Linked DNA regions of Homo sapiens: regions 2, 3 and 4 are each linked to region 1. A link is a loop called in an ENCODE intact Hi-C map of the cell type or tissue named here. Cell type or tissue: heart right ventricle. All regions are shown on one strand. Links, peaks and the distances in the headings refer to the core of each region. The heading gives the core; the rest is flanking DNA. Region 1 overlaps TNS3 (tensin 3). Region 2 overlaps TNS3 (tensin 3). Region 3 overlaps TNS3 (tensin 3). Region 4 overlaps TNS3 (tensin 3).

The links. A loop is a pair of places that touch in the nucleus more often than their neighbours do. Peaks named below come from ENCODE experiments on the same cell type or tissue, not always from the same donor. Only the 100,000 strongest peaks of a DNase experiment are listed, where the experiment ranks them.
Region 2: it touches region 1 in a loop (2.3-fold over the local background); 24 of 110 quality-filtered maps call a loop at or near these places.
Region 3: a loop joins it to region 1, with 3.0 times the contacts of the local background. A loop is called at or near these places in 19 of 110 quality-filtered maps.
Region 4: it touches region 1 in a loop (3-fold over the local background); 7 of 110 quality-filtered maps call a loop at or near these places.

What each region holds. Positions count from the first base shown.
Region 1 is chr7:47,333,969-47,342,061 of GRCh38, forward strand. All of the region lies in intron 20 of TNS3 (tensin 3), which reads right to left. Among named protein-coding and RNA genes, the nearest start is that of SNORD151, 130 kb to the right of the region's middle. In heart right ventricle, for the core only: CTCF peaks have their summits at 3,771 (motif pointing left) and 3,974; DNase peaks (open chromatin) are centred at 1,783 and 2,383; H3K27ac peaks cover 2,767 bases.
Region 2 is chr7:47,273,471-47,281,563 of GRCh38, forward strand. It overlaps TNS3 (tensin 3), which reads right to left. Exons shown (of 31, transcript NM_022748.12): 29 at 6,816-6,884; 30 at 6,694-6,720; 31 at 1,684-4,750. The coding sequence ends at 4,606. Among named protein-coding and RNA genes, the nearest start is that of SNORD151, 190 kb to the right of the region's middle. In heart right ventricle, for the core only: no CTCF peak of the experiment used is centred there; no DNase peak of the experiment used is centred there.
Region 3 is chr7:47,282,158-47,290,250 of GRCh38, forward strand. It overlaps TNS3 (tensin 3), which reads right to left. Exons shown (of 31, transcript NM_022748.12): 28 at 1,540-1,708. Among named protein-coding and RNA genes, the nearest start is that of SNORD151, 180 kb to the right of the region's middle. In heart right ventricle, for the core only: a CTCF peak has its summit at 4,242; a DNase peak (open chromatin) is centred at 6,061; H3K27ac peaks cover 1,611 bases.
Region 4 is chr7:47,388,014-47,396,106 of GRCh38, forward strand. The region is part of intron 16 of TNS3 (tensin 3); the gene reads right to left. Among named protein-coding and RNA genes, the nearest start is that of SNORD151, 73 kb to the right of the region's middle. In heart right ventricle, for the core only: CTCF peaks have their summits at 4,616 and 4,816; DNase peaks (open chromatin) are centred at 4,388 and 4,648.

The DNA of each region.
Region 1 (8,093 bases), core at 1,411-6,410:
GTTATGCAAACTGTTCAAGATCATAGAGCTACAGAGGGTAAGGACCAGTGCCACTGGTACTGCCCTTTTCTTCCTCCCTGTGGCAAACATCATGACCCTTTGAAACCTACCAAATCCAGGAAGTCCGCACAGCACCAACCAAACCCCTGTGTCCCCTCTTGTGAGCCAATGAGGACCACTTCACATGCTACCACTCCTGATCAGTCTCATGCACTGGCACTTGGATGGAGGCAATCCTCCCAGCCCTTCACAAAACCTCCAATCGACAGCAGAGAAGAGGCTGCATGCTTGGAAGCCAGGCCCCTAAAATGCCTACACCCTACTCTCCAGAAGAACTGAACACAAAATAGAAGTTGCAAAATATATAAAGGCATCCTCTTGAAGTAAACTAACATTAACTGCTAATCTTTTTCACTGAAGCCTAAAGTCCCCAAACCCCCTCTGAATACCACTTGTAAAGCTGTTATAGGATAAGGATGCTCTGGAACTACCTAGGGGCGATGGTCTCATGACTCCGTAAATCTACTGAATGCTGGTGCAATGTTCACCTTCAAATAGATGCTTTTATGTTATGTGTTTATATTTTTAAAAAATTATGAAATAGTTTGGAAGCTGAGATGTATCAGAACCACGACTCTTTTTTTTTTTTTTTTTTTTGACAGAGTCTCACTCTGTTGTCAGGCTGCAGTACAGTGGTGCGATCTCGGCTCATGCAACCTCCGCCTCCTGGGTTCAAACAGTATTTAAATCCTGCCTCAGCCTCCCGAGTAGCTGGAACTACAGGCATGCGCCACCATGCCCAGCTAATTCTTGCATTTTTAGTAGAGACAGGGTTTCACCATGTTGGCCAGGATGGTCTCTATCTCTTGACCTCATGATCCGCCTGCCTTGGCCTCCTAAGGTGCTGGGATTACAGGCATGAGCCACTGCGCCTGGCGAGAACCACGACTTTTTAAAGGAAACCTTTTCTCATGTCTTTATTATTCATTTGTTTTGAAAATATCATCAAGATTAAGGATCAGCTAAGAAACAGAATAATTTACATCTTACATTTCATAATTTTATCTATTTTTGCTTATAGGGGAGACTTGAGATTAAACGACTCCCATTGTTACATTTTTACAAATATTTTTGTTTTCAAGAAAAGCATGTCCATTTGAGGCTCCCATGTGGAATTTCTGAGAAGCCTAAGGATACTGTCCTCCAACACATGGCTCCTGGGGCATAATGTGGCCATGTGGCAATACATTCAACAGACGGACGATGGCGAGGGCTGCCACTGACGCTCCCGCTTGAGGGCCCCAAATGGGTGAAGCCTGGTTGGGCCCGTCCTCATAAAGCTGGAGGCATTACATCAGTGCCTACAGCTGCTCTGCCATCTCCTGCTCCTGTCCCCAGTCCTTCATGCTAATCACAACCTCTTTTAAATGACAACACATCCCTAGGAGAATTAAACAGTATTTAAATTCATATTTAAATATGCATAATGTGAGCAGATATTGAAATACCCATCATTTTCCTGGAGTAGGTGCTGGCATTTAAAACATGAGCACACTGGGCACAAGCACATCTCTGGGAAAAGCAGGATTCCCAGGGCTCAGCCACCCAGGGCCAGATGCCCAGGGGCCTTCTCCGTCCCCCGACTCATGCTCTGAACCCAGACTTACAGTTGTCACTGGTCTCCCCAGCTCAGGGAACCGCCCTTCATATGGATGCTCTGTTCTCCTAACAGCATCAGTGTCCACTATTTGCTGAGTGTTGATCAGGTCTGGGCCAGGAGCCAGAGCTACATGTTCTGGTCCAATCTTCTCAAGAACCATGTGCAGTAGGAATGACTACTGTTGTACAGGACATGAAACTAGGGCTCAGAGAGGTCCCTAGAACTGCCTGAGCTCACCCAGATAGGAAGTCTCAGAGCCACTATATGTGTGCATCCAGCATTTGACCAGAGAGAGAAGAAATGTCAGGAGAGGACCCACCAGACACCACTCTGCCGTGTCCTTTTAGGCCTCCCTATCTGCTGAGAGATGCTTCGGACAGCAGTTTCCAACAGCTGAGTGTTGTTATCACAGAGCTTACTTGAGCCTGGCAATGGGACTAGAATCCAAATGCTGAATGCGGAAAATCTTTCCAAATATTTGAATGTCAAAATGCAGAAAGATCTCTTTGGTCACTTCAGCCTCTATTCTTCATGACTAGTTAGCTAACACCAAGCAGAGTTAAAAAAAAAAAAAAAAAAGGCAGTGAATTTCTACTGTTTGGTGTGTCAGGGAAGCTTGGGGCCGATGGAGGGGTTGATTCATAACGTTTGCTAAATCCTGTGGTGTAAACAATCCCGCCCTGGCAGATCCCAAGCTGCCAATGTGCTGTCAGCTGGCTCACAAAATTCCTCACACTTCAGCAATCAGCTCTCGGTACCAGCAGGTTCTGGCAAGCCCCAGCTTTGGGCATTCATCCCCCTTGGCTTCTGTTAGTCACATTATTTGGAAAAGACTCCTTTAATTCACCCATCTATTAATAAATCTAGAGATGTTTTGGTTTGCTTTTTGTGTATTCTGTTTATTGTTTATTGAAGAATCGCTTGTTTGTGAGAAGGGTGGGTGAAGGATGCCTGTGGCAGAAGCTGGCCCCAGCTGGCTCCCAGGCCACTTGGCACGGAAGCCTTATGGCTAAACTAAGTGCCCATAATACCCTGTTTTCCATGATGTGATTATTACACATTGCATGCCTGTATCAAAACATCTCATGTACTCCATACACACCTATACTATGTACCCATAAAAATAAAAAATAGAAAATAAAAAATTATAAACTAAGTGCCCAAAGGACCTGGAGAGAAACACAGAGAAGCGTGCGGGCTGCATTTGGTCACCCTATTGCGTTAGCCTGGATACAGATGGGTCTATCTTGTGACAGACTCTCCTTGACCAAACCTTAGCCAGGCTCCTCCAAGCCCTCTTCTCCACTAGGCCTCAACATTGGCCTTCCACGTCCAACCGTGGCAAGCTCAGTTCCAGCAAGAATCCTGCTTTTCATCCCCCACACTTGATATCTAATCCCCCTTGACACGTCATCAAGCTCCTCATCCCTCGCCATTTGTGTCTAAGTCCCTGGCCTGTCTGTAGCAGAAACCGTGTTAGGCCAGTTTAGCAAGAACCCCCCTACCCTTGATGTCCCTTCTTAATGACTTTCCATCCACCAGATCCTTTTGCTCTATTCCTCGGTCATAAATCTCCAGCTGTCTTTGCTGCATTTGGGGCTGAGCCCAGCACTTTCTCCTGTTGCAATAATCCTGAATAAAATCTGTCCTTACAGCCTTTAACTAACTGGGCTATTTCTCTTGGACACCTATCCTGGTGGTTGTCTGGAAAAGAACTTAACACATGGGGCTTATGCTGACTAAGGAGGTATCAAGTTATGTTTTAGTAATGCGATCTGCAGAGGAATTTTATGGAGATAGTGTTATACTAACTGCATACTAATTAACAAGAAGCCAGAACCTAATTTAAACAATAATGACAAAAGCAATACAATTAGAAAGAGCAGTCAGGCTCCAATTCCACTGTGTTAAGGTCAGCTGATTGCACCACCTGAATCCTACACAAATGTTCTGATTTCCTCCTATCTCTTCTGAAACCATTTGGTCTGTTCCAGCCCACTGTCCATCCCACCGTGTTCTTCATGCAGCAGCCACAGTGATGTGTGAAAATGCAAATCTGAGCAGTCACCTCCCCATCCTGAGGTTCAGTAATGACCTCACATTGCATGTGGATGCCACACCACCACCTTCTGGGAACTACAGAGAACGGCTCCTGGCCTGGCTCCACCTTCCCGACCTCTTACTCCACCACTCTTCTGCCAATCTCCTGTTGCCTTTTTGGCTACTCCATTCCCCTTCTACTCTTGCCCCTCCCAACCATTAGCAGACATGAATCTCTTCTCTGTGTCTACAATTTTGCCATGTAAAAAGTGTGACATATATGGAATCATACACTATACAGACTTCAGGTTTTGACTTTTCTCACTCAACCTAATGTTCTAGAGACCCATCCGGGTTGTTGTGTGTATGAATAATTCACTTATTTTTATTGCTGAGAAGTGTTCCATGGTATTGAGGTACTACAATTTGTTTAACCACTGGCCTGTTGAAGGACATCTACAGTTTGGGGCTATTAAAGTAAAAAGAGTTCCTGTACAGGTTTTATGTGAACATAAGTCTATTTCTTTGGGATAAATGCCCAGGAATGCAATCACTGAGTCACATGGCAGATGTAGGTTTTTCATTTTTAAGAAATTGCCAAAATTGTTTTCCACAGCAGCTGTACCATTTTAACAATCCCTCCAGCAACGTATAAGGGGTCTAGTTTTTCCACATGCTCACCAGTATTGGATGTTGTCACTATTTTTTATTTTAGCCATTCTGATAGGTGTGATTTAAATTTATATTTTGCTAATGGCTAATGATGTTGAGCATCTTTTCACGTGCTCATAAGCCACCTCTACGTCCTCTTCAGTGACATGTCTCTTTTTTTCTTTGAACCATTTTCTAATTTTTTTTCCTACTGAATAAAAATCCATTTATTTAATTTAGTCAGTGGCTTTTCTTTTTAATTTCAACTTTTATTTTAAATTCAGGGGATACTGAATTTGCTTAGGACAATGGCCTACAGCTGCATCCATGTTGTTGCAAAGGACATGATTTGGTTCTTTTTTTACGTCTGCGGAGTACTTCGATGGTGTATATGTCCCACATTTTCTTTATCCAATTCACTGTTGATGGGCACCTAGGTTGAGTCCAGGTCTTTGCTATTGTGAATTGTGCTGTGATAAACATACAAGTGCATGCGTCTTTTTGGTAGAATGATTTTTTTTCTTTTGGGTGTATATCCGGTAATGGGACTGCTGGGTCAAATGGCAGTTCTGTTTTCAGTTCTTTGAGAAATCTTTAAACTACTTTCCACAGTGGCTTAACTAATTCACATTCCCTCCAACAGTGTATACATGTTCTTTTTCTCTGCAGCTTTGCCAGCATCTGTTGTTTTTCGACTTTTTAATAATAGTTTGGCTCATTTTCTAAGTGAATTGTTTGTTCTTTACTGCTGAGTATTGAGAGATTATATACATTCTAGATGATATTCCTTTTTTTGGACATGTGGTTTGCAAACCTTTTCTCCTACTCTGCAGTTTGTCTTTTTTATCCTCTTCACAGGTTCTTTCCATAGCAAAAATGTTTAATTTTTATAAAGTCTAATTTGTCAACTTTTCCTTTTATGGTTCATGCTTTTGTCCTAACCTCATAACTCTTTGCCTAGTGATCCCAAAGATTTTCTCCCATTTTAAAAAATACTATGTTTTACATTTTACATTTAAGTCCATCATCCATTTTAAGTTAATTTTTGTATAAAGTGTGAGCCTTTGGTGGCTGTTCATTGTTTTGCCTGTGGGTGCCCAGGTGCCCCCGCATCATTTGTTGAAAGGCTGACCTTCCCCGACTTGCTTCTGTACCTTTGTCAAAAAAATCAGCTGGGCATATCTGTGTAGGCCTGTTTCTGGGTTCTCTACTCTGTTTCATGAACCTAAGTGTCTGTTCCTCCATCCACACCACAGTCTTGATGACTGTAGCTATACAATAAGTCTTGAAATTAGGTAACCTCATTCCTTCCACTTAATTCTTTCTCAAAGTTGTTTTGGCTATTCTGGTTCCTTAGCCTTTCCACATAAATTTTAGAATTATGTTGTCTATATCTACAAAAAAATCTTGCTGAGATTTTGATAGGAATTGTGGTAAAACTGTCTGTCAATCTGGAAAGAAGTGACAGCTCTACTAGGTTGAGTTTTCCATCCATGAAAACAGTATGTCTCCCCACTTATTGAAATATTCTGTGGTTTCCTTCATCAGCATTGTGCAGTTTTCAGCACAGAAGTCTTGTGCATGGTTTGCTAGGTTTACATCTAACCATTTAATTTTTTTGAGCTATTATAAGTGGCATATATATATATATATATATATATGTATACATATGCGATCATATGCCACCTCTATGTCCTTTTCATAAATATATGTATACATATGTGTATATGTGTGTATATATATACATACGAATATATGTGTGTGTGCATATACATATATATATATATATATATATATTTTTTTTTTTTTTTTTTTTTTTTTTTGAGACGGAGTCTAGCTCGTCGCCAGGCTGGAATGCAGTGGTGCAATCACAGCTCACTGTAACCTCCACCTCCTGGGTTCAAGTGATTCTCCTGCCTCAGCCTCCTGAATAGCCGGGATTACAGGCACGCACTGCCACGCCCAACTAATTTTTGTATTTTGAGTACAGACAGAGTTTCACCATGTTGGCCAGGATGGTCTCGATCTCTTGACCTCGTGATCTGCCCACCCCTGCCTCCCAAAGTGCTGGGATTACAGGCGTGAGCTACTCCGCCGGGCTGTGACTTATATTTTTAATTTCAGCTTCTACAGGTGCATTGCTAGCGTACTGAAATAGAACTAGTTTTTGTGTGTCGAACTAGAATCCTGCAAAGTGGCTGAATTTGTTCTAACAGTTTCACTTTTTGTTGTTGTTTTGTTGTTCCCTGGGATTTTCTTTTTTTTCTTTTTTTTTTTTTTGAGACAGAGTCTCACACTGTCGCCCAGGCTGGAGTGCAGTGGTGCAATCTCAGCTCACTGCAAGCTCCGCCTCTTCCCTGGGATTTTCTGTTTGGACAATCATGTCAGCAGCAGACTCAAGATTCCCTGGGGCTTTCTACGTAGATGATCATGTCACCAGCAAAAAGGGACAGTTTTATTTCTTTCCTCTCATCTGTTGTCTTAATTTCCTTTTCTTGTATTATGTCTCTGTAGAACTTCCAGAACTATGTTGAAAAAGAGTGCTGTCAGCTGTGGGGCTTTTTAGATGCTTTTTGTAAGGTTGAAGGAGTACCTGTCTTCTATTTTGCTGGAAGTTTTGAGTCATGAATGATGTGAATTTTGCCAAACTCTTTTTATTCTTTTTTTGGATTGACTGATATAGTCGTGAGCTTTTTCTTTAGCCTGTTAGTATAGTGTATTACATGAATGAATTTTCAAATACTAAACCAGCCTTGCATCTCAGAATATGTCCCATTTGGCTACAGTGTGTCAATCTTTTTATATATTGCTGTGTTCTATTTGTTTATGTTTTGTTAAGGAGTTTTGTATCTGAATCTGCGAGGGATATTGGTCTGTAGTTTTCTTTTTCTGTTCTTTTTGCCTGGTTTTGGTATCAGGGTAATACTAGCTTCACAAAATGAATTAGGACATGATCCCCCCTCTTCTGTTTTCTGGAAGGTATTGCGTAGAATCAGTGTTAATTCTTCTTTACATGTTTGGTAGAATTATCCAGTGAAACCTGAAGATTTCTTTTTTGGGAGATTATAAATTACTAGGTCAATTTCCTTATAGTTACAGGGTATTCAAGTAGTCTATTTCCTATTGGGTGAGTTGTGACAGTTCATGCTCATTAAGGAACTGGTCTATTTAACCTAAGTTTTAAAAACTATGCATGTAGAGTAGTTTGTGTATTCCTTCATTATTCTTTTGGTGTCTGCAGGGTCTTTAGTGATGGTGCCTGTTTCCTTCCTAACAATAGTAATCTATGTCCTCCATTTTTTTGTTAGTCTTGCTAGAGGTTTGTCAATTTTATTGATCTTTTCAAAGAACCACTTCTTTCATTTATTTTCTCTATTACTTCTCTGTATCTTTTTAAATTTCTGCTTAGATTTTTATTATCTCCTTCCTTCTGCTTGCCTTGGGTCTAGTTTGTTCTCCTTTTTCTAGGTTATGGAGGTAAGAGCATAAACTATTCATTTCAGAATTTTCTTCTTGCCCAAAATTTCCTCTCAGTGCGGCTGTATTAAAGCAGTGGATAAAGCCATGTCTCACAATTTTTGATATTTTATCCTCATTTTCATTCAGTTCAGTATGTTTTTGGATTTCCCTCGAGACCTCTTCTTTGACCCATAGATTATTTATAAGTGTGCTGTTCAGTTTCCAAGTGTTGAAGGTGTTCCTGTTGCCCTTCTGTTACTGATTTCTAGTGAGTCCATTGTGG
Region 2 (8,093 bases), core at 1,540-6,539, 60 kb before region 1:
CCTATTTGTTCTGTTGCCTCAGGCCAGGCTTCACACTGTGAACTGATTTTTCAGGAATTTAAGGGCGACTTGTGTTTTTCCCACTTATCTTGTTTGCCAGTTCAACAGCCCTTCTGTCCAAATGTGTCCAGATCTCACCAATCCCTGCATCATAAAATGTCCCTTCCCAGTCCAGGCCCCAAGTCTACCTGGAAAACTCCAATTCATCCTCTGAGACCAGCCCAACTGCCCCTGGTCTGTGAAGTGTGATCCCCAAAGCCATCAGGCAGGCAACCTACCTCCCTGGGGACAGGATGAGACACAGAAGCCCAACTGAGCTACAGACCTACTGTCCTCCAGTGGGCAGATCCAAAGTGTTCATTACACAATAGATCAATGACCCCCCAAGTGGACGGACCAAGGTGCCCACCACATTAATAGAAGGACGACCCCAGTAGGTAAGGCCCAGGTACTCATTAGGTAACAGATTGCTGAGAGATGAATGGGGGACCCATAACATCCTCCTGCAGCAAGTGGCAGGGGCCTGTCCAGCTGAGGTCTCATGGCCACTGGGTCTCTCCAACAGTCCCCAGGGCTGGCTCTGGTCGGGGACCTAGGCACATGTGCACACTGTACGGAGCCCAGTAATTGTGACAAGTATGGTGTTCTTGGGAAGCACACTCCCTAAGCCGCAGTGAAATCAATGCCCTGTCCACCTTTCCACCTTGTGACATTGGTCAAAGGTCTGGGCAATGACTGGCTTCAAAGACTCAATGGGAGCTTCCTGTTGGACAAGATTTAATCTGCCACCACCTGCCCTCTCTTCTGCTCCAAAGCAGTAGTACCGGGACCATTTCAAGTTCACTCTCCCAACATAGCTGGGGTGAAATATCTCTGTGTCTCCTCAGAGTGGAAAGCTACAGTCTCTGGGGGCTGACCACGCAGGCAGAAAACTGTGCACAGGGTGGCAGCTAACTGCCATCTTTATCTGTCCATAACCAAATGAGCCCAAAGCATTGCTTCTTTTCTGGTTTGGATCTGAGGGAGTGAGGTTAGATGGGGTCCTGTGTCCCATCACCTGACTCAGGAGGGAGGGGACAGGCCCAAGAGGGCAGAGTCCGTAGAAAAGGGCAAACTCCCTTAAGGTGGGGAGGGAGGAGCCTTGGCTGGGGGAACAGAAGAGGCAGGTGACACTGGCTGTCTCCAGCATCTGTTGATGTGTAAGTGAATCCACCAGTCTCAATATTCACTTTTAGTGCCCACTTCAATAGACACTGGGAGGTCCTTCAGGAGCTGGCCCACTTCAGGGGTGTGTTTCTGCAGCCAGTGTGTGTGTAGGGGTATTCATAGCAACATCGAAAACATGTCAGGACCCATTATCAACACTGCATTGTGGTTAATCTTCAAAGATCTTTGAATATAACATTTCAAAGGTCTCTGGGCAGAAATCTTAATATATTCCTGACAGCAAAACATTTGTGATTTTATAACTGAATCCACTGATTTGTAAACACACAGACACACATTCATGAACGAGCACACACGCAGACGCACAGACACATGTGGACAAAGATACATCTGTGCAAGCACATGCACACATTTGCAGAGACACATACACAAAAGTGCACACATGCACACGCATACACACATGTGCAAACACACACAAACATACTTCAGGGTACACAAATACCGTCTCACGGAGGCTTACCAAGTTCATAATTTTATTATACTCTGAATAGAGATGATATTTAAGGAGCAGAGAAAATGACTATACAAAAGATTTATAGAACATTCATTTACATACTGGATATATTCTTTACAGTATCAGAAAAGTAAAAATATGCACTAACAAGGCAGAGAAGACGTTACAAGGTATTTGATGCTGAGAATAAATGCACAGTGACTTTTAACATGGCTATAGCTTAACACTGGAGGAATACAACAATACGTTCTTTTACTGAGTAGTTAGTAGGACCCTGGCTATAACATGCGTTGGGCACAGTTCGTGAACTCTCCGCATTTACTCCCCAGGGCAGTACGTGCCTGTCCAGCGGGAGCCCTGGAGACAAAATGCCTGGAAACGTTCCTTTTCCTGTGGCCCTAGAGCCGGTGTCCACGGTGGGGGCTCTCTCACGGTTTCTGAGCCCACAGTACAATCTGTGATGACACACAGCTTGTTCTGTTTAATGCACATGTAACACAAAAGGAAGAAAGAAACTTCCTATACCAGCTCTTCAGAAATCGTGGAAACTTGCTTCCTTTGGTTCCTCAGAGGGAGCTATCTGCTTGGAGCAAATTCCCCGATGCCCTTGACCACGTTTACCTTGTGTAAAAATCACACCTGGCCAATGAGTTCAAAAAGCACGTTTGCAGGGCTTCCTGAATGCCGTCGAGGCATGGCTTCATGAGGGCCATCGCGGGCACCCCGATGTCTCTGTGATTCCCTGGCAGGCTGCGTTTCTCAATACTGAGACCCTAGTTTGCTCTGACTTCTAAATGAGCTCTCTCATCCTTCATCAGAAGGATAAGGAACCTGGCCTGCACTCTTTGGGTTAAACATGGGTAGAGACCGTCTCAGGATGAGGACCTCTTGGGGAAAGTACAAACCTCTGCTCCCTGTGGCCACATTCCTGCAGTGGATGAAAAACCGAGATGCTAGAGGCCTCTGCTAAAGACATCAGGGTCAACACATGAGGATCTGCTGAAAATGCCAGCACCTCCTGACAGTCATGCCACCGCAAGTTAGAGAAGGAGGTCCACAACGACCAAGGCAAACATTTGGCACAGAAATGAGGCACTTGGTTTGGTGCATCAATAGGAGCTAAAAAGTGGAATGGTCCACCTGCTTTCACACACGCATACACGCACGCATGCACACACGCACACACACACAACACCCACTGTGATTTGGCTGCTTCCAACTCTGCCTGTTTCTAAGTTTTCCTCGGCCCCTCACTTTAAAGCAGAGTTCACAAAGCACATTCCCAAACCCCAGCTCCCTGACAGGAGCTTGTGACACCAGTGTGGCCTAAGAATGGGGGATTTGACTTTTGAAAGCAGAGGAGGGAATTTCGGGCTGGATCGCAATCAGGACAGTCAGCATGCCTGCAGAGCACCTAGGCTGTGAGAGGATGGGGCCAAGGCCTTATTCTGATGTGGCCCAGCTCCATCTTTCACTCTGGGGATGTTCCAGGGTCACAAATTCCCCCAAACCTTTGACCACGAACAGATTCAAGCAGGAAAACCAGGGCATTGGAATGTTGAAATAAGCCTGAAATACACTTGATTCAGTGGCTTAGATGATGGCAAACAGTGGCACTCAAAAACAGCTTGTCAGTACCGGGGTTTCTTCTCTTTTTCCTCATCCTCCCTTCTGCTCACACATGCCACAACCACACATGGTCCCCAGCAGGAACCCCAAGGTGGCAAGGAGCAGCACAAAGAGGGCTGATAAATGCAGGCGAACTTCAGGTCGTGCAGCTTCAGGCCTGAAGATGATCGAAAAGCCCATGTGGGGGATGCTGAGCTTAAATCCAGGAGTTTTCCATCCCTCCTGGACTCTCTCCATCAGAAAAGAAGTCATCCACAATCGGGGAAAAACATTCCAATGAGTAAAACATCAGGGTAGGTTGCTTGAGGCAAAGCCACCTTTGGGCGGCACCGCATATGGGAGACCCACAGTCCACTGCACACTCTTTCAGTGGCCAGGGGCCTGCGGTGCATCCTACATAGGGACAAGCCTCACAAAATCACAGCTTGGCAGGCTGCAGCATTTGACACTGGTACAGTATAGCAATGGCAAATTATCATAAATAATTTGGCATAAGTAAAATATAAATTACATAGAAATAATATTTTTGTTCCTTCTTCTCATTTCTCCTCTCGGTCCTCACAGGCTCTCCCCAGCCCAGCTCGCCCAGCTCGCCCAGCTCGCCCAGCTCACCACAGGTGAGCAGGAGGCACAGAGCACTCACCATGGTGGGGTGGCATGGGGTCTCCAACGTGGCCAATTCTTCCCACCACCCCCATCCTCACAGCCCATCGCAAAGGCCCCTCGTTGTAGGCCCTGCTGTGTTCCAGAAGGGCCTGACTTGCACAAACCTTCGTCAAACATACGCCCCCTTCTCAGTTTCGTTAGCATCTCCATCTTGGGAAGACCGAGGTGAGGGAAACCCCCGGCCTCGGGTGCAGCTGGACAGAAGCGCCCATGCGGACGGGCGAAGCATGGCAGTCACTCGGCACCTCTGCCTCAAGGGCTGGGGATTCCTCATCCCCCGGAATGCTAGTGTGCCAGGGACATGGGGACCACCTCGTGTTCTGTGCTGTTTCCTTGCATGTCCCTTTCCCATGGGGACCCTAGGGGGTGGGGTGCACCCATGCCCAGCTTCTTCTACCCAAAAAGCATGTGGCTACAGAGATGTGTCAGATAAGTCACTTTCAGGAAAGGCCAATTCACGGTGATGTTGTTTGTTCTTGTTTTTGCAGAGCTGGAAGATCCTCTTTCCCCTCATGGGCCTGGAATGTCAGGTTTACTAGTTTGGTAAAAAGTGGGGGCCCCACCCTCACCCAACGGCTGTCTCCAGGGCTTCGAGAGGCATCGGTGGGTCCAGGGAGGGAGGGGAGTTCTCAGACCTTCTTTGGGGAACCAATCATGACCTTTGATACGAAGTTGACAATGGCACTGGCAGGCTGCTCAGGGTCATGCTCTGCAAACAGGTGGCACACATTATCCGTGGCACTGCCCTGCTTCCGGGCCACAAATCCAAAGACTCTGCCAAAGGAAAGTCCAGTCAGAGTGGTCAGTGTCCCACAAAGTACCAAGCTTCTACTTCCTCCAGCTGCCAGCGGCACTGTCAGGAGGAATTTTAAGTGGCACCTATCAAAAATCAACCACGTGCCCAGCACCCTGCTGGCCACCTGTTCATGCACTTTACCTCCAGCCTTCACAGACCTACAGATGGGATGTCTGACTCTAGCTCTGCAGTGAGGACCCTGAGGCTGAGAGGTGAGTGCCCTGTCCACAGCCCCAGGTTAGGACCTGAATCAAAGCTGAGGCTCAACTTCCTCTATAGATGCTTCCCCACGCCAGGGCCAGAATCTCCTGGGCACCTGTCCCTGCAGATTCCTGAGCCCCAGTCCTGACATACTGGACCACAGTCTGCAAGGCGAGTGGCAAGGGACTCAGGGGCTCCTGAGATGATGCCAGAATGCAAGTCCTGTCTGGACTTCGACACTCCCACCCACTGGGACCGAAGGGGAAATACACTAGGCGCTCCTCTCAGGCCTTGGAAGCCTGCATTACAAACTACATAGACTTCAGGGAGCTGTTTAAAAAGAACAGCCCATCGAATTATTTTTCTTAGAAGAATTAGAGCCATTATCTTAATAGGCTTTTATGAGTCCTGCACTTCACACAATAATGACCATATCCCTATCCAGGTCCTGGGCAAAGGACTTTCTTCTCTTTCTTAGAAAAATGAAGGATTTTTTTTGTTTAAATTTAGCAGTTTCCGCATCATGAAGGGACCAGTCAATGACACTCAGGTAACCCCAATACAGTCACAAATTCCAAGCACATGAAAGCCCGTGTTTCTGCTACCAGCCAGAGTGGGAGTGTGCCCAGAACACAGTCCCCACCGGGGAAGCCCAGCTCGTCAGTACCAGGGTCTCTTCTCCTTCTCCCCGCTTCTGCTAACGCATGCACTGAGCAACTTCCTGGACAGACAAGCCATTTGAAAACAGGATTCCAGGGAAGGATGCCTGTGATCAGGCACTGTGGTCATTAAATCCGGGTTATGCCGAGGAAACCAGGCTGGGGGGATACAGCCCATTGTGCCTCCAAGTGGGAGGTTAGGATGAGGTCCCTCAGCTGGCCCTGACAGGAACACTGGGCCAGGAATGAGCCCAGGCCAAGCAAGGCCACGGTACTCAGGGAGCCAGGGAAAGGTGTGCTTATAAAAGGGGAACTCTAAGCCGGGCACGGTGGCTCACACCTTTAATCCCGGCACTTTGGGAGGCTGAGGCAGGTGGATCACCTGAGGTCAGGAGTTCGAGACCAGCCTGACCAACATGGTGAAACCCCGTCTCTACTAAATACAAAAAATTAGCTGGGCCTGGTGGCGGACGCCTGTAATCCCAGCTATTTGGGAGGCTGAGGCAGGAGAATTGCTTGAACCCGGGAGGCAGAGGTTGCAGTGAGCCAAGATCGCGCCACTGCACTCCAGCCTGGGCAAAAAGAGCAAAACTCTGTCTCAAAAAAAAAAAAAAACTCTAACAGCTGCCTGGACTGGCTGTGGAGCAACGGTGTGATGAAGGCCCTCCTCCGTTGCATTTGGTAAATTTGGAACACCCGCTTCATCCACACACCTGCACAAAGGGAGCAATTCCTTCTAGCTGTGCAGACCTCAGCACTGCTGAGCCCATGCATTCCCAAATGGCCAAAAAGGCTGTGCCATCCATCTCCCTGTATCTATGCCACAGTGTTATATGACACATGTAAATATTGCACATCCAGCCAACAGCCGGCAGAAAAGTTAACAGCATCCAGATCCTTGTCCATAATGAGAACACTTTTACTTTTTTCTTTTTTAAAAGAAATTGGCATGGTGTAGTCATTTTCTTATAAGGCACCCCCTGTGCAAATCTGGAAGAGAATTCAACTTTGGAGTACAACTGCAGACAAGGAGAGAATGTAAAGAAATCTCAGCAACTTACTTTGAGGAAGGGCCATCTTTGATCCACCTTGCAAATTAAAGAGAAAAACAGAGGTTAATTTTTTTAAACTAAAGGATAGAATTAAGTACACTCCTTGCTCAATAAAAATGCAAATTTCTTACTTCCTGTCTTGTGGGTCCAAGGCACAGAAAATCACACTGTTCACGGGGTAATGCCTCCGGAAGAAGAGCCTGTTGGGACATGGGGGAGAGAGGATGGCTCCTGTTACTAGGGCTTTTGGGTGATGGGGGATGCACTGGGCGGGCTCTCCCATACATGAAGATTCTTCCAGCAGAAAACATTTCATACTTTTACTCATCACTTGGAGAGAAGAAAGTGCGTGCTCATTCAAAGTCAACAGATGTCATGAAGCTGGGCAGAACAGTTGTTACCAGTAGACGGAAGCACCACACAGGCTGAAACTGTCAGCCGTGTGGAAGGCGGGAATCGGGTCAAGAAGCCCTAACAAGCCGGGTGCAGTGGCTCACGCCTGTAATCCCAGCACTTTGGGAGGCTGAGGCGGGTTGATCACCTGAGGTCAGGAGTTCAAGACCAGCCTGACCAACATGTGAAACCCCGTCTCTACTAAAAACACAAAAATTAGTCGGGTGTGGTGACATGTGCCTGTAATTCCAGCTACTTGGGAGGTGGAAACAGGAGAATTGCTTGAACCTGGGAGGCAGAGGTTGCAGTGGGCTGAGATCGCTCCACTGCACTCCAGCTTGGGCGACAGAGTGAGATTCCATCTCAAAAAAAAAAAAGCCCTAACAAACTGGAAAAGCTGGTAGGGTGTGAGATGGACACAAGGAAGCACCTCTGGCCCTGCCAGACACTGCTGGCTGCAGGATCGTGGGGAAACCACTAACAGCCTCCAGGCTCCGAGCCTTGGTTTCCTCACCTGTGAAAAGTGGATCATGTTACCAGCCCACCCCTTCCACAGGACAGATGCCCAAGTCAGATGCAGTCACAGGTCTGAGAGCACTGAGTGAACAATAAAGTGCTGTGCAAGGAATATTCCTTAAGGAAGGACTCCACATGGTCACTGATACGACCCCCATAGAGACCTCCTTCCAGGCTCACCTGACAGCCCTTAGTCACTGACATGACCACCTGGGGCATTCTCCTCCGGCTCACCTGCCCAGCCCTTCCTTCCAAGAGTGCTATCCACCCAGTCCACATGGTCCCCAGAGGATGCCCAACTCAACACTCTGCTGTGTCCAGGCTGGGCCAGTCTAGCTGGCTTTGGGGTCACCCCTCTCCTTCTGGGAATGACTCTGCACCGGCACAGAGTAAAGCTCATCTGGAGATGAAGAGAGAGGCCAGGAGATAGGCTAGGGCAGAGGCAGAGCCTGGGTGTGCTTCAATTCAAGGTGACCCTGCAGCCACCTGCAGCCCCTCTC
Region 3 (8,093 bases), core at 1,373-6,372, 52 kb before region 1:
GTAGCCGAGCCATGCCCCTGACCCTGTGTCCACCATGTAACTGAGCTATGCCTGACACTGACCCTGAGTCCACCATGCAGCTGAGCCATACCCAACTGGGACCCTGGGTGAGCCATGCAGCTGAGCCATGCCCCTGACCCTGAGTCTACCATGCAGATGAGCCATGCCCCGACCCTGAGTCTACCATAAAGCCAAGGCACAACCCTGACTCTGACCCTGAGTCCACCAAACAGCAAAGCTATGCCCCCTGAACCTGACCATGAGTCCACCATACAGCTGAGCTATGTCCCTGACCCTGAGTCCACCGTGAAACTGAGCCTTGCCTGTGACCCTGACCCTGAGAACACAGTGGGGCTGAGCCATGCCCCTGACCCTGAGAACATGGTGGGGTTGAGCCACAACCCTGACCCTGTCCCTGCGTGTGCCACACAGGGCACTTGCTGAGTGCCCTTTTCATTTGAGACACTAAACCTTGAAATAGGTATTTTGGTGCAGGATTGAAATACGAGAGCATCAAGCATTGGGACCCTGCCCAGGGTCATCTACTGGTCAGTGTCAGGGGCACTGAACGGGTCTGACCAGCAAAACCCACGTTCTGCTTTGTGCTCATTTTTTTCAGCAGATGAAGGGTGATGAGCTAAACCTGCCTAAACTCACTTATTCCTGAAGCTACAGAGGGGAAGATCCTGCCTTCAACCTCCCAGGTGGTTTGGGCAGATGAAGAAAATGTCTTGCTTCTAGGGACATGGGCACCACAGAGAGGCATGGGGGCCCTGCTCGGGGAGCATCCTGGGAAAGCAGCCAGGCTGGTCTGAGTGTCCCCTGCCGGCCTGTCTGCTGTGATGGCTGCTGCCATCATGCTGCTGCCACGGTTGATGCCAACGTGCCTCCTCAACCACACAATACAAAATAATTGCATCTGAAATGCTCTGTTCCTAGGCCACAGGCTGCACTCAGGGATGGCATTCTGGAGGGAGGGAGACAGGAACAGCCCTGTGGCTGCTCTGTTCCATGCTTATGCTGGGCATTCAGTAAAGATCCACATGGAGAACATCTGCTCCAGCATAACTGGCTCAGTAACAGCTCAGGCGTAAGTCATTTGAAATTGGCCAACGGAAATAGTACATATCAAGGTCATACGCTCACCTGAAAGGAAATGACCCTCTGTTAAAACAATAGGTTCCAAGATCATTGGACTCTGATCATAGTATCAGAGTGTTTTTAAGGAACTGAGTTAAAAGATTTTTTGCATTTGCAATTATGTGTGTATGTGTGTAATTTTAAAACGCCAAACGTCTTTTTTTATTTTATTTTACTGATTTCTAAGAAAAATAGCCTTGCAAACAAATGCTAAGAGTTCCTATGTGGTTCCCAGGACGTATTTAATGACAGAAAAATACCTAGACAGACCCTGGGTGACTCATGACCTCAAAGACGGCTAATGATTTACCTGGATGACTACTCACACTAGGGAAGAACAAGAGGAACGTGACAGCCCCGCCCCTGCTGGACGGCTCCTGCCTCCCTCTAGGCACTCACTTCCTCTGATTGTCTGTCAGGGTGATGCCCTGGGCTGACACCTTGAAGTGCACAACTGTGGACACAGGTGGAGGCTCCTGGACCAGGGTGATGCTCAGGGCCTTCTGGATCGCCTGGTGGCCGGTGAGGGACTCCATCTCCACAGAGTTCAAGTACCACACATTGCAGGCTGGAAGACACCAAGGGAGACACATGTTAGTTGCAACTATTGGGACAGGTGTGTCCTGTTAACACACAGGCAGTTGCTGATGTGCAGACTGGGTTTATGAACAACTTGCGCATGTGGCCTATGCTGGGTGCATGTAAGGCAGATGGCCTTTGCCCCTAATTCTGAAAACATGAACAGTGAGTGCTCCAAGGATGCACTTACTCCCATGTCAAGGCAGAGAATAAGCGAGTTACTAGAGCAAAGCAGACCCGCCTGGTGTGGCTTTGCCTTCCCACCAGCCAGAGGGAGCTTTCTATTCGCCCTGCAGCAGTATTAAACCCTCGTGTCCCAGGTGGAGCCCAAGGCACCTTCTCTGGTCTCAGGGTGGGTATGGACAACAGTCACATTAATATGAAACCCAACTACTGTTATAGGTAAGGAGCCCAGAGGCCCTTGAGAAACAACCATGAGGGAAGCATGTGTCCTCAAATCCTGGTTGCCAAGAGAAGGAATGGCTTGCAGTGAGCTCAGAGAACAGGCTGGAAAAAGCCAAAAGTGGCCCGGCCTCACCTGTGTCCTGGCTCCCCATGCTGCCAAGGGAGAGCTGTGGGTCTTGTCCCTGACCATCTCCTCTTGGGAGAAGAAAAACAACTGGGCTCCATAACAACCCTTCTTTCCCTTCTAGCCTGTGACCCTGCAGTTCAAGCATAAGTGCACGTGTGACTTTGGGGCATGGGTGAAATTGAGGTGTTCCAAGACATCCAGCCTTAGCCTGAAGCTCATTCACTGAAGTAAACCAGGGCCTCTCCTGCCCAAAGGCTGAGTAGGCTTCCTCCTGAGGAACAGAACTGCCCTCACTCACTTGCCCCTTGTCTACTGTATACATGTCCCTCTATGTGAGCATGTGGGTGTCTTAATTCCGTGGTTAAAGGCCTCTAAAGTTTCACTTAACAGAAAAAGAGTGTTTTCCCACAGTCTACAGCAACACATCTCAGCACTCGGATGCACGGTACGCGCTGGGTAGTGTTGTCTCCCTCGGCCGTGTCCTCCTGGGGTAGGCAGCCCTGGGAAGCAGCTCCATTTTCTCTTTGCCTTTAAGTCTGACTTTTCAGAACCAGCAAGGGCCATGCCTATTGGCAGGTGTGTTGGCAGGTGCACAGACAGATGTGTTGGCAGGTGGTTTGGCAGGTATGTTGGTAGACGTTCTGGCAGATGTGTTGGCAGGTGCACTGGAAGGTGTGCTGGCAGGTGGTCTGACAGGTGTGCCACAGGGTGCATTGACACACAAGCCCACAGATGGGCTAGGATGTCCCTGGGTGTCACAGTGCAGGGTGACTTGTGAGTTGCTGGACCATCCTTTCTATCCACCGCAAAGGCCATATTGTTTATAGCTGAAGACACTCTGAGGAATTGAGCCCACTATTTTTGATGATCACTTGGTGATATGGTTTGGCTCTGTCCCCACCCAAATCTCATCTTGAATTGTAGCTCCCATAATTCCCATGTGTGGTGGGAGCAACCTGGTGGGAGGTAATTGAATCATGGGGGTGGGTTTTTCCCATGCTGTTCTCGTAATAGTGAGTAAGTCTCACGAGATCTGATGATTTTATAAAGGGTAGTTCCCCTGCACATACTCTCTTGCCTGCCACCATGTAAGATGTGCCTTTGCTCTTCCTTTGCCTTCTACCATGATCATGAGGCCTCCCCAGCCATGTGAAACTGTGAGTCCATTAAACCTCTTCTTCTTTATAAATTACCCAGTCTCAGATATGGCTGTATTAGCATCATGAGAGCCGACTAGTATACTTGGCGATATTTATCAGGTGGATATGAAATGCCTAGAAGTAACCTAGTGGTCCCGCTTCTGAGGAGATTGAGAAAGGAAATATTCTGTAACCACATAGGATAGCTAACCTTCAGGGAAAGACATTTGTGCCACATATTCATTACAGTGGGAAAAACCAGAAACACATTAGAAATGAGAGAGGGGTGAAATTAGCTCCCTCGGTGTAATACCAAGCAACCAGCAAGCGGTAACCAGGAAAATCACATGGCAGCATGGAAAGACGTCATCAGCAATCAGCAGGGAAAGCAGAATAAAAACCACGTCTGCTATGATTAGAACGGGAAAATGAAAAGCATGTGTGCATCAGATAGGAGCTGCGAGGGAGCCTGGAGAATTCAAAACAGACTTCACGAGAGGGACAGTCCGCCTTTGATTTTATTAGCATTACTGTCATGCTGATCATGCAGTTATGAAAGAGAGAAAAAAGGGAAAATTTTGACCTAACTACTAGGAAAATTCCACAAAATTGGCACAATCTCAATCAGTTCACACAGAACCACAGCTGCCACAACCCAGACCCATGCTCTCTTGAAGGAGTCACAGATGGCTTTCTGATGAGGAGCAGTCTTGCTGGCTAGAGTTTGGTAGCAATCTGCTGTTTGGGGAATCTCTCTCCCCAAATGCAGGAACTATGTCATCATTCCTTAAAGCAGAGAAGAAAATGCTGCCACTAGGGAGGCTGTTCTACGGAGCACACATCAACCAACTGACACCAAGTGCCCCAAAGCCTCTCTCCAGCAGAGAACAGGCATGCCTGCGCCTGCCTATGATTGTCCAACTGCACCTGACCCAAGACCATCCAATGCCACTTGACAGGTGCTCTTGGCCAGAGGTGAAGATTCAGTGCCCAGTAAGAGTTACCAGGAAGGCACCCACCAGACCCATGGCATGGAGTTCTGTCAATTGCTAGGCTACTCTGGGAAAGGGACTTGATAACACAGAACAAAAGTCTGAGGCCCACATGTGGGAATTTGTCCTAAGGCAACAATCCAGATTTCAGAAAAAATAAATAATGCAGAAAGATGGTCCTCTAAGCATTGTCTGTGGTATTAAAAATTAGAAACATGGTAAATGAACATCCATAAGGAGGTGAATTATATGATGGACTATTGTGTAGCCATGAAAAAAATGAGACCTGCATTATGTTTGTAAAAACCATGGGTAAACTTATTATGCTAAGAGAAGAGAAAAGAATCGTACAGGCAGCATGACCCCAAGTACAAGGAAAAAGGCAGCATAGGATTGGATCTGCTTGACATCAGGAGTGGTCTTTGGGCTGGAGAACACTTTACCTGCTGTCCACTCTTCCTCCCAATATTCAGGGGCTGCATAGGGGCAACCGATCTATGAGTAGTTCATTTTTCCTTTTCTTTTATTTTCCATTTTTAAAACTTAAAGAACATATAAGACTCTATAAAAAAAAAAAAGTATACCTACCATATGCTAAAAAATGCAACTGCAACATTTCTGGGAAATCTATTAGAAGGCTACTGAAAAGAAGTAAGTCTTTCTTTTCAGGATTATATTATATTCCTCTGCTTCAACAAGAAACAATTAAGAACCGAGGCTTAAAACACAAATAGAAATTGTTTTAGAGATTGGAACAAAGGCATAATGGCCTTAATATTTAAAAAAAGGGATTAAACTGGAGAGCATTACAAGTTTATTCCCATCTTTGTGAGTTGTCTGCTAATATTTCTGAGTTTCAGCTTCCTGAATCTTTATAACGGGGAAATTGGACATGATCATCTCAAAGAACATTGCACATCCAGGAGTCTAGGACTCTAAGTGAATTAGGACAACAGATGAAGTTCAGTTTAGGAAAGAAAACTCACTAAATTGCTGGAGGTCATCAGAGATTGCAATAATTCCACCGTCTTGCTACAATGGTTGTTCTGCACTGATTCTAAACACCTGCAGCCAATCCTCCAGGTGAAGACGACACTAGCTGAGGGGTGGTCACTGTGACAGCCTCACTCCTCTGGTGACAGATCTGCTGTCCTGGTTCCGTGGCTTGGAATCGCGGTTAATGTAATGGACAGCAGACATTCGCAGCTCTCAATGTGTTTCAGAAATGAGATTTTTAAAGGAAAGAAGCTCAAGGCAGTCATAATTTAAGCTTCATATATAAATGCCCAACTCAGATGATCAGATACAAACTCCAAGTTCTGAATGAAGTCTTGACTCTAAGAAGACCCACCCTTAAAAAACATTTGGAGTTATTGATACATTTCATACGTAATTTTAAAAGATGGAAGTGCACTTAAAAATGATAAGTCAAGATAGAAGAGAAAGTTTTAATATCTAAAAACAAGTGCTATTAGGATGCACTGTTATGATCAACTAAATTCATTCAATTCATTTATTAATTCCACACTTACTGGGTGAATGCAGGATAACTAAGAAGCTTAAGGAGAAAAGTGAAATTGCGTGTGCCCTGGTGCTACCATATAGGGCTGAATGGGCAGGGCTGTGTCCCTGAGACAATATGGGCACAGCTGGACGTGGGAGCTGAATGCCAGGCCTAGATCTACCATTCAGGAGCCAGAGCTGCCAACTTGGGTCCTCTGTCTATGACATGGGATGACAGGACACTACACCCACACGCCCTGTGGGTGAAGGGGAGGAGACAATAAGCTGGGCAGGACAAGTGCTCTGTGCCTGTTGCTATCACCGTTCTTCTGCGCTTTCTTGAACACTGCCGATGCATAAGTTGTGATTTTAAAACCACTAATTAAAGGTTTTCAAAATTTCAAATACATTTTTAAAAGGTGCAACTGAAACAAATAAATCCATCAGAGTGGAGCTGGTTTTGTAGCCCTGTCTCCTCAGTTGAGAGTGAGTGAGCTGCTCATCAGATAGGTCTACAGTAAATTCCTGCATCCTTCTGGGCACTTCACTGGGACCCACAGACAGGGTCCACTGTTACTTTAACAGAAGAAAGCTAAGAACCATGATGGGCTCCAGGGACCCCCTAAAACAGATTTAGGGGCTGTGGCCCAGGACCAGCCCAGGTCCCTCACAAGGGAAAGGGTGAGGCCGGCTTCCCAGGAAAGGCCATTCCTCTTGGGCCAGAAAAATGCTCCCAAGGCATTGTCAATGTCCTATTCATTTAATCTTTTCAACTGCTATGTGTGGAAATATTATTATCCCCACTGACCAGATACAAACCTCAGGTCCGCATGGCTAAGTGATTTGCCAGAGATCAAAATCCTGAGTAGCAGAACATGGCCGGAAACCCATGACCACAGCTACATTTTTCATTTTGGAGCTTCGAGTTTTAGCACACTTGCAATTTGGGGCAAGCTATTTTCACCTTTGTTTTGGCCACAGATAACTTATCCTATAAGGAGAGTCTAAAATAACTTAAACACTACAAAATTCCATTCAAAACAGAGTAATTTTACTTTAGCTTGGTAACAGACACAGTGATGTATAATTTTACAGGGAAAAGCTACATAGAAGAATAATACAAATTGTAGAGGAAATAAGAAAATGCCTATACATTTCATACACCTTCATTGTGGAGTTACACCTGTAAACTACTCTGCAGATATGAGGTACAGAATGGAGGTATTTCTAGTCCAATTTTCTACCAGACTCAGAAATTCCCTCCCCAACATTTCTGACAATAAACACCTACCTTGCATGAAAAACTTAAAACAGTTTTGAAAGTCAGGGTTTGAAAGTCAGCAGTCCCCACTGTCCTCTCTAGCTGTGTCCCTCCCTCATGGCCACAGAACCACAAGAGCCCTATGGTGTGTGGTTTGTTTACAACCTTCTTAAACTGGGGCCACTACGACTGCATCTAATGCTGCAAAAGTAACCTGGCCTGGAACTAGTAAGCGATTACAGAAAGATGCTGGATACAAGGTTAATGTACAAATGGTCAACTGCTTTCCTACAGACCAGCAATAAACAAGTAAAATTTGAAATTAAATACACAATACCATTTACAGTAGCACCTCCCAAAAACTACTTACATATAAATCTAACAAACTATAGACAAGATCTATATGAGGAACACTATTAAACTTTGATGAAAGATACAAAAAACTAAATAAATGGAGAGATATTCCATATTCATGGACAGCAGGACTCAACTTTTGCCAAGGTGTCAGTTCTTCCTAATTTCATCTATAGATTCAATGCAATCTCAATAAAAATCCCAGCAACTTATTTTGTGGATATTAACAAAGTGATTCTACAGTTAATACAGAAAGGCAAAAGATCAAAAATAGCAAACACAATATTGAAAGAGAAGAGCAAAGTTGGAGGACTGACATTATTTGACTTCCAGGATTACTATAAAGCTAAAGCAATCAAGAAAATGTGATATTGGTGAAAGAACAAATAGGTCAATTAAAGAACTCGAAAGTAGACCCACATGAATATAGTTAACTGATCTTAGACAAAAGAGCAAAGGGAATACAACTGTGAAAAGACAGATTTTTCAACTGGTGGTACAGAAGCAACTGTACATCTGCAGGCAAAAAAATAAAAAATGAATCAAGACACAGACCTTACTTCCTTCACAAAAATTAACTTAAAACGGATCAC
Region 4 (8,093 bases), core at 1,807-6,806, 54 kb after region 1:
CCTCTTCCAGGCAATGGAGAGAAAGGTTCTACGCACGGAAGACACAGATGGAAACTCAGCAGGTTTGATCGCCTGCCATTCAGGCCCCCTACTCCTACCAGGAGATGGACATAAGAGCACATCTGGGAATAGGGGCTTGACTGAGATGTGACTTAGAAAGGGGTGGCAGCAAGGGCCTTGTAAGAAGAATAAGGACCAAACCCTCATTACACCAGGGTCTACACACACACATACACACACACACACTGCTGCTCACGCTAGGTGTGAGAAGCTTCGTGGCTCAGGGTCCCAGGGAGACTGTGGGGATGGAGCCCTCTTCCAGGTTCATGTCTCAGGGAATCCACCAACAGAAGAACAGTCAAGGTTGTAGTCCCCATAGGTGGGAATTAGAGTCCAAAGATCTGCAGCTTTGGGGAAGGAATGTAGGGCAGGGGCATGAATCATTGCATGCATGTTGGTTAAGTGGGCAGGGTCACCAAAGAGCAATGGAGATACTGATCACAAACAGCAGAGGAAAGTGAAAAGAGATTAAGAAGCACAGCTCCTCTGGACTCTAAGAAGACATAGTAGGCCAGGCGTGGTGGCTCACACCTGTAATCCCAGCACTTTGGGAGGCCCAGGTGGGCAGATCTCCTGAGTTGAAGAGATCGAGACTAGCCTGGCCAACATAGTGAAAACCCCATCTCTACTAAAAATACAAAAATTAGCTGGGCATGGTGGCAGGCACCTGTAGTCCCAGCTACTCGGGAGGCTGAGGCAGGGACAACTGCTTGAACCCGGGAGGTGGAGGTTGCAGTGAGCCAAGATTGGGCAGCTGCACTCCAGCCTGGGTCTCAGAGCGAGATTTCCTCTCAAAGAAAGAAAAAAAAGAAAAAGAAGAAGAAAGAAGAAGAAGGGGAGAGGGAGAGGGAGGAGAAGAGAAGAAGAAGGAGAAGCAGAAACAGAAGAAGCAGAAGCAGAAGAAGCAGCAGAGGAAGAAGAAGAAGAAGGAAGAAGAAGAAGAAGAAGAAGAAGAAGAAGAAGAAGAAGAAGAAGAAGAAGAAGAAGAAGAAGAAGAAGAAGAAGAAGAAGAGGAAGAGGAAGAGGAAGCGGAAGCAGAAGAAGAAGAAGAAGAAGAAGAAGAAGAAGAAGAAGAAGAAGAAGCAGAAGAAGCAGCAGAAGCAGAAGAAGCAGAAGAAGAAGAAGAAGAAGAAGAGGGAGAAGACACAGTAACTACAGAAATACAAACAAGCCATCCACCTTGTAGACCCGTCTGCATGCACAGGACACCCCGTCCAGTGGGATATCGGGGGTACCCTTCCTCCCAGGAAGCAGAGGAGGCCCAAGGTTTGTGTGCCGACTGGGGGTTGGGAGGACCCTGAGGACCCAGGACAAATCCAGCCAACTCTCAGCACCTCTTTCTCTGTCCCAGGGGGTGATGCTACTTAACTATTAAGGCCACTCTTGTGGGCTGATTTCTGCAAACTTGTACAGGACAACATACAACTTGAGCCAATTCCTCTGATTCCTGTCGGATTCGAAAAGTAACGAACACTTAATGAGATGGCGGCTCAGGGACTGGAACAACTCTTTTGACTGCCCCCAATGCCACCCTCCTCTTCTGATGGAGTGTATCAATTTTTTGAAAGTAACACCCACATGACTTGATCCTGGTTTTAACAGAGGGTACGCCTCTCGCACTTGAGACAGGAGGAAGCCGGCGCCCCCAGGCCACTCTCTCAGGTGACATTGAGGAAGATTTGCTGTTTGGTCTGCGATCACGCCTGCAAGGGGGTCCTTTGGTGTTTGTGGGTTGAAGGCTTGCTGCCTCAATTCACAATCAAGAGATGCAGAGGGAGGAAATCTCAGGCTCAGAACAGGACTACCCGCCCATCTGGCCCGTTTCTGTCTCATACAACTTCAGTTGCCTGATGACAGCTGCTTTTCACTGGAGCTATCTAAGCAAGCAATGCTTAGAAAAGCCTGGTTTGGGGACAAGACCTAAAGAAATATTCTTCTGCCTGGTGCAGAGTCAAATGTCATAGGGTGGCTGAATACCATGCAAAGAGCCCTGGAGCAGCTCTCAATGCTGGGGGACAGCACTCCACGTTGCCAACAAGGACCGAGGCTGCAGACACAAGGCACTGTGTATACCCAAGCACTCAGCAAAAAGCAGAGCCAAGACTGAAGGATCTGTCAGGTGCCATCGGCCCCCTCCTCCACTAAAGTTGTCAAAGTTTACTTCAATTTCCAAATCTTAAAACCCAACAATGTCTGGGGAGGAAAGTTTTCAAATCCATTTTCAAAGTGGCAATACTTGAATGGTCTCAGCTTGATCTGGCACTTCCGGGCCAGCTCTGCACACTGCAGCCAGCACTTCCTGACCCAACATGTCCTCGTGGTAGCCCATTCCTGGAGCTCGGAACAGTACTCTGAGAACGCGGTATGGCCACTTCAGGACTGTGTCTTATTGCGAAGGCTGCAGACAAATGTGAATCTCCTCTGTCTGCCTGCTCTAGCAGCCCCATGGGAGCCCCAAAGCGTGGATTCTGGGAATGTTCATCAAGGTATCCACTTAAAGTGGCAGAGCCCAGGCCTGGCAATGCCACGGCCCTCGTCCTGCACACTCTTGGATTGGTAAGTTTGAGCTGCACTCAAAAAGTCCTAGGTCAAGGCAAGAAACCAAGGACAAGAGTGACAGAGCAGGCCTTCATCTCCAACCCTCAGACATTCTTGAAGCTTCCCTGCTGCTCAACCCTTCCTCTAAATCTGTCATAGAGTCTCACTCATCTACCTCCTAAATATCTAAAGGCCCCTACTCTCCATCGCCAGAGCCACATCCAAGTCCAGGCCTCCGTCAGTTCTTAGCTGGGGAGTCCAGAAGCCCATTCTCTACTCTCCTTCCTCTCCAGACTCTGCCTCCCAGAGGGCGTCCTCCAGCCTCTTTGTTATCTTTCTGTATCCTCCAGTCATGTGGCACCTGGGATCCTCACTGTCACCCAGCAAAGAAGCCAGGCTCAGGAAAGGAAGCTGACATTCCCCCGATCTCACGATCCACCACACACAGCACCTCTTACTTCCTCCTGCACACACCAGCCAGGCGGAACACACTTCCACCCCGTGAATATGTGCTGCTCGCCTATGCCCCATGCCCAGGGCTAGGCATACCCTGTCTGCCTTCCCTACCTGCAAGGGCTGTCCTCTTCGTGAATCTCCTTGGATTGTACAGGCAAAGTGGTTGTTTCTCTTCAATTCTTTCCTAATTCCTGGTACCCAATTATGGTACACGGTGCACCCTGTGGCAACAACTGATGTATATCTGTGTCTTCCCAATTAGAGGGTCTGCTGTGTTTCTTCCTGCGCCCACCCCAGCATCAGAGCCATGGCAATTCCCAAGAAAATATGAGATGCGTGAATATGACAAATGGTGTGTATGATAACAAAAATCTCAGAGTTGGAGGGAGGTATCTTTAGAGTCATCCAATTACAACAGGCCACTTTACAGACTGGGAAAGTGAAAGGGAATGAGGCTTATGAGAGCAAGTAGAAAGCACCCCAATGGGGAGTGTGGCCACTGACACCGACGCTCCAGAGATGTCCAGCGAGGAAAATGAGATGTTCTCCATAGGGCTCAGCAACATGGGGGTCCAGAGCTTTGCAGAGCCTCCCTGAAGAGTACTGTGGGGACAATCCTGGTGGTGACAATACAAATCCAGGGACACATATGCTGCTGTGGGCATTCCCTTAGACCATCACAGCAAGTCTGATCCTGAAAGAGCAGGTACATCCTGCTAGGGTAAGAAATCCCCCCACCCACAGCCCTCTTGTGTGACGAGGAGGTGGGGCACCCAGTGAGACTCAGCCCAGTCTCACTGAGTCTCAAAGTCTCAAAGAGGAAAGTCAAGGGTATGAGCCCTGTCCCGCACGGTCTCGAGCACAAGACACACTCTGAGCCACAGCTGCCATCGCCGACAGTGTACGCCAGAAGGCTACCAGGGTCCCTGGCCAGTTACTAGCTTTTGATTTCTCTTTGGATCTGCTCTCTTTATCTCTAAAATGGGCTCACAGGCTCTCTCGAGGATTAAAACACCATAGTGAGGCTTCCGGCAGGCAGCCACACTGTGTGCCGCGAGATATTCTTCCCTCTCCTCAGGGACAGCAACTACCCCAGGGAACACTGACACGACTGCCGTCCCCCGCAGCCACCACCTGCCAGGACCACAGACCCACGGGGAGACCAGGACCATGTGCTCCTCTCTGTGCTGAAGACAGGGCGTTTGTAATCACTTGCCCACATTGGAACGGATTCAAGGCCGGCTCCTTTCTGAGTATAGAAGCAGAATGTTGCGCTCACACATCAAAGCCAGCGCTCCCCTAACAGGCCCAGATTGAAGGCAGCTGCAGAGGGCTCCATTCCAGGACGGCAACCACTGCTAGAGATAAATGCGGCTTAAGTCAACATTTTTGGGGTTTTTTAACCAGGCGGCGGGGGGATAGAAAAGGCAGGGGCAGGGGTGGAAAAGAGAGTGCCGCAATACATCATTTTCCCAGCTAAAAGAGAATGTTTCAGAGGCTGCCAAACCTTCCTTAACTCCTCAAAGCACTGGACAGCTCTGAAGACTAAAGCCCTGGTGGGAATGCGGCTGGGACTCAGCCTTTCACCCGCCAGGCGGCGTCCAGTCCAGGGACCTGAGCCAGGCACTGCTGACCGCAGGCAAGAGCGAAGACTGCCTGGAGTAATAGCTCACCAATGCAGCACACCGGCCTCCATGCCAAAGAGGGGCTGAGGAGGGCTGCAGAGTGGAAGAGAGGAGGGAAATTCAACAAGGATGAGTTTTCTATCCAAAGGTGACTACTCTTTCTGGGGAACACCTTCTCAAAAGGACCCAAGCCTGGGGATTCTGCAGAACTTTGATGGCAGAGGTGGTGATGGCAGCCTCGTGTCTCACAGGGAGAACTTGGAAACCCTGCAGGAGTGCAGCAATAAGATCAAACGCACTTTGGAAGCCCCTCTAAGGGAATCCAGTGTGCTCAGTGAGAAGGACATGGGAAGAAAGTTTAAAGATGTGCACAGATGCTAAAGGAGGTGGGTTAAGTGAAAAACTCAGGCTATAAAACAATGCACAGGCTGATCCTACTATGAGAAATTACATGATATTTAGAAATCATGCCAAAAATACACCAATGACGAGTGCTTCATCTCTAGACAGTAAGATGGCGGTAATTATTCCTTCTTTTTGATAATTTACATCTTCAAAAAATATTGATACAAGCTTAAATGTATGTAAAAGAAAGAAAGAAAAGCATAAAACTCATTCCATTGAATCAGGTACCCCAGACACGCCAGACAGCACGTGGGGATGGAGGGTCAGGAGGAGGGGATGCAGATTTGAGGAAAGGCTCCGTGCTTGTCTGTAACTCAGGAGCTGGAATTCTCAAGAATACTCAGGCAGTGGTTCAAGGGAAGGTTGCTGAGATCCAGTTTTGGGAGAGGACTCAGATTCCGTGTGGCGGGTTCTGGGCTAAGCATCCGGATACCAGTCCTGAGCTCGCTCTGAGTCCTCCCCTGTCACTCCACCTCCCTGGGGGTGCTCATGGGCTTCAGATATCATCGAGGCTGCAAGGGATGAACCAGGCACTGGGAGGAGGCTGCACTCTCACCCACTATATCCCTGAGGAGTCTGGGCATGACTCTGCCCATAAAGGGGGTCTCTGCTGCTTTATGAAGCCTGGAAGCAGTAATGACAAAGCTGTGAATCTGGCTGCAAAGTGTACCTGGCTGCCTTGGCGCCCTATCCGACTCCTCACCCTCCTGTCTGGGAACCACTCTTTCCCGGGTGTCCTTCCCACTCTGCCCTGTCCTTCTCAGTTTCTTTCCAGAACTCCTATGCACCCACTCCCAACTGGCTCCATCTTTTGCATGGCAATGCCAGACCTTCTCTACTCGCCCCTAGACCCAACTCTCGGTGACACAGAGTCCCGAGTGCATGCCCAGACCATCACCTGCATGGCTCCACCACCTCCAACCACACAATCCATAGCAGTCTCCCACCTGCTCACACCACTGGCTCAGAAGATGCTGCATGAAAAATACACCAATGGGAATTGTGATTTGTAATGTCAGGGCCTTAGATATTTAAAGTTCAAATTGCTTCTCTAATCATTCATTCAAGAAACACGCATTGAGTATCTGCTATGGACTGAATATTTGTGTCCCCTAAGATTCATATGTCAAAACCTAATCCCCAGAGTGATGGTATTAGGAGGCAGGACCTTTGGCGGTGCTCAGAGCATAAGGGTGGAACCCCTATAAGTGGGATTGATGCCCTCAGAAAGGAGGCTCCAAGGAGCTCCCTCTCCTCACCACCACGTGGAGACACAAGAAGGCAGGAGTTGGCAACCAGATGACAGCCCTCACCAGAATCCGCCAGGCTGGCTGCCTGATCTTGGACTTCCCAGCCTCTCAAAGTAGGAGAAATACACGCTTGTTGTTTAAGACACCCAGGTTATGGTCATCTGTCAAGGCAGCGTGAATGGGCTGAGAGGGCCTCAAAGTAAAGAAGTATCTCCCTCTGCATCTTCAGGAGACACTGCGGTGGCTGAGAGTCTTTAAGACTGAATTCTGTCTATTTCACCCAGTGATAACGGCAAGTCCTCCACATGTATGGATCTATACACACACGCTCACACACATAATTCCACAGATTCTCCGTAAAGTTTCATGTAACCCCTAAAGGATGGTGAACACTCAACTGATTTTCTGTCTATATGTTTTCTACATAAAATCAACGTAGGTCCTTCACCACCTGTGAGTGACATGCTGCAGGCGCCCAGCTTTCAGTTCCCTGGTTGTGACATGGGAAGGATAAAGCCTGCCCCGCAGGCAGGTCACAGGCTTAGCTGGGAGCCAGCTTGGGGACAAGAGCGGGGCACCCAATGAGGGACTGAGCACAGAGCTGCCCTCCAGAGCATGCTCCTCACAGGAGCTGGGGCTCCTCCACACTGTCCACCGGACTTCACTGCTCCCCTCTTACGGCATTGGCACAGAGAACACCCACCTGTGTTTTAGAACCCCTGCCTCCCTCATGGTCAATAACCCTCCAGGCTCGCCCCTCCCTTGGCAAGCAAGGAACCTCCCAGCATCACGAGAATGACCTTTCCACAACTCGCCTCCCTGTTCTCCATGAGACTCGGCACAGCCACTGATTCATCACCTCAGGACAGAGCGCTGCTCACTGGCTCCCATGCAGCAAGGGACCTCTCTGGTAAAATCCACTCGCCTCAGCCTGGAATTTAGGATGCTAAGTCAGCTGTCCTCAGAGTCCCCATCCAGCTCTCCAAATTAGCCCCTTTCCCCATCTTGCCTTGCGATGATTATTTACACACTTCACCAGCCACCGCTTCACCCTTCTCTCCTCCAGTGGAAAACATCACCATGTGATGGACAGAATATAGCTATGCAGATGCAAACAGACGTTACTGGAAAAAGAGCTCTGTGATCAAAAAGTTTGATAACTGTTGTTTGATAAATCTTATGAAATTATTCTCACAGCTTTAAGATTCCAGTGTGCACTGTGATCTTTTGAAAGACAATGTATCATTTTGCAAGAGTTTTCAGCTACATTTCTTTTAACGTGCTGGTTATCTGGAAGGACTGGTGTGCTGAATAATTCACACCAGCAAAGAACACTCTGTTTACTTTACAGGCCAGAGCAAAGCTCTCCCCGTCCACAACTTGCCCACTAGCCCCAGATATCATCTGTGTTTTAATGTCCTTACCATCAACATTCCATCTGTGGGTCTCCACCTCTGGTCTAGGTGTATTTGGGTTGCAACAATTCCTTGAGTTGAAATTCCATCCCACAAGGCCTATGAAGGAGCAAGCTTTTCCCCAGGACAACAGAGAGGAGCCATGTGCTGCCCTGGGACACACAATTGGTGTCCTTTCTCACTAACCACAGACACCCCCTTCCTGGAGTCATGGGAAGCTCAGCGATCCACAAAGATGAGGCGCTACTGCAGTTCTTTCCACAACACTTGCTTTTAGCTATTTTACATCTGGATGTAACTAATCTGACAAAAAGTGTTTTAATTTCTTTCCCAAAGCAAGTCTG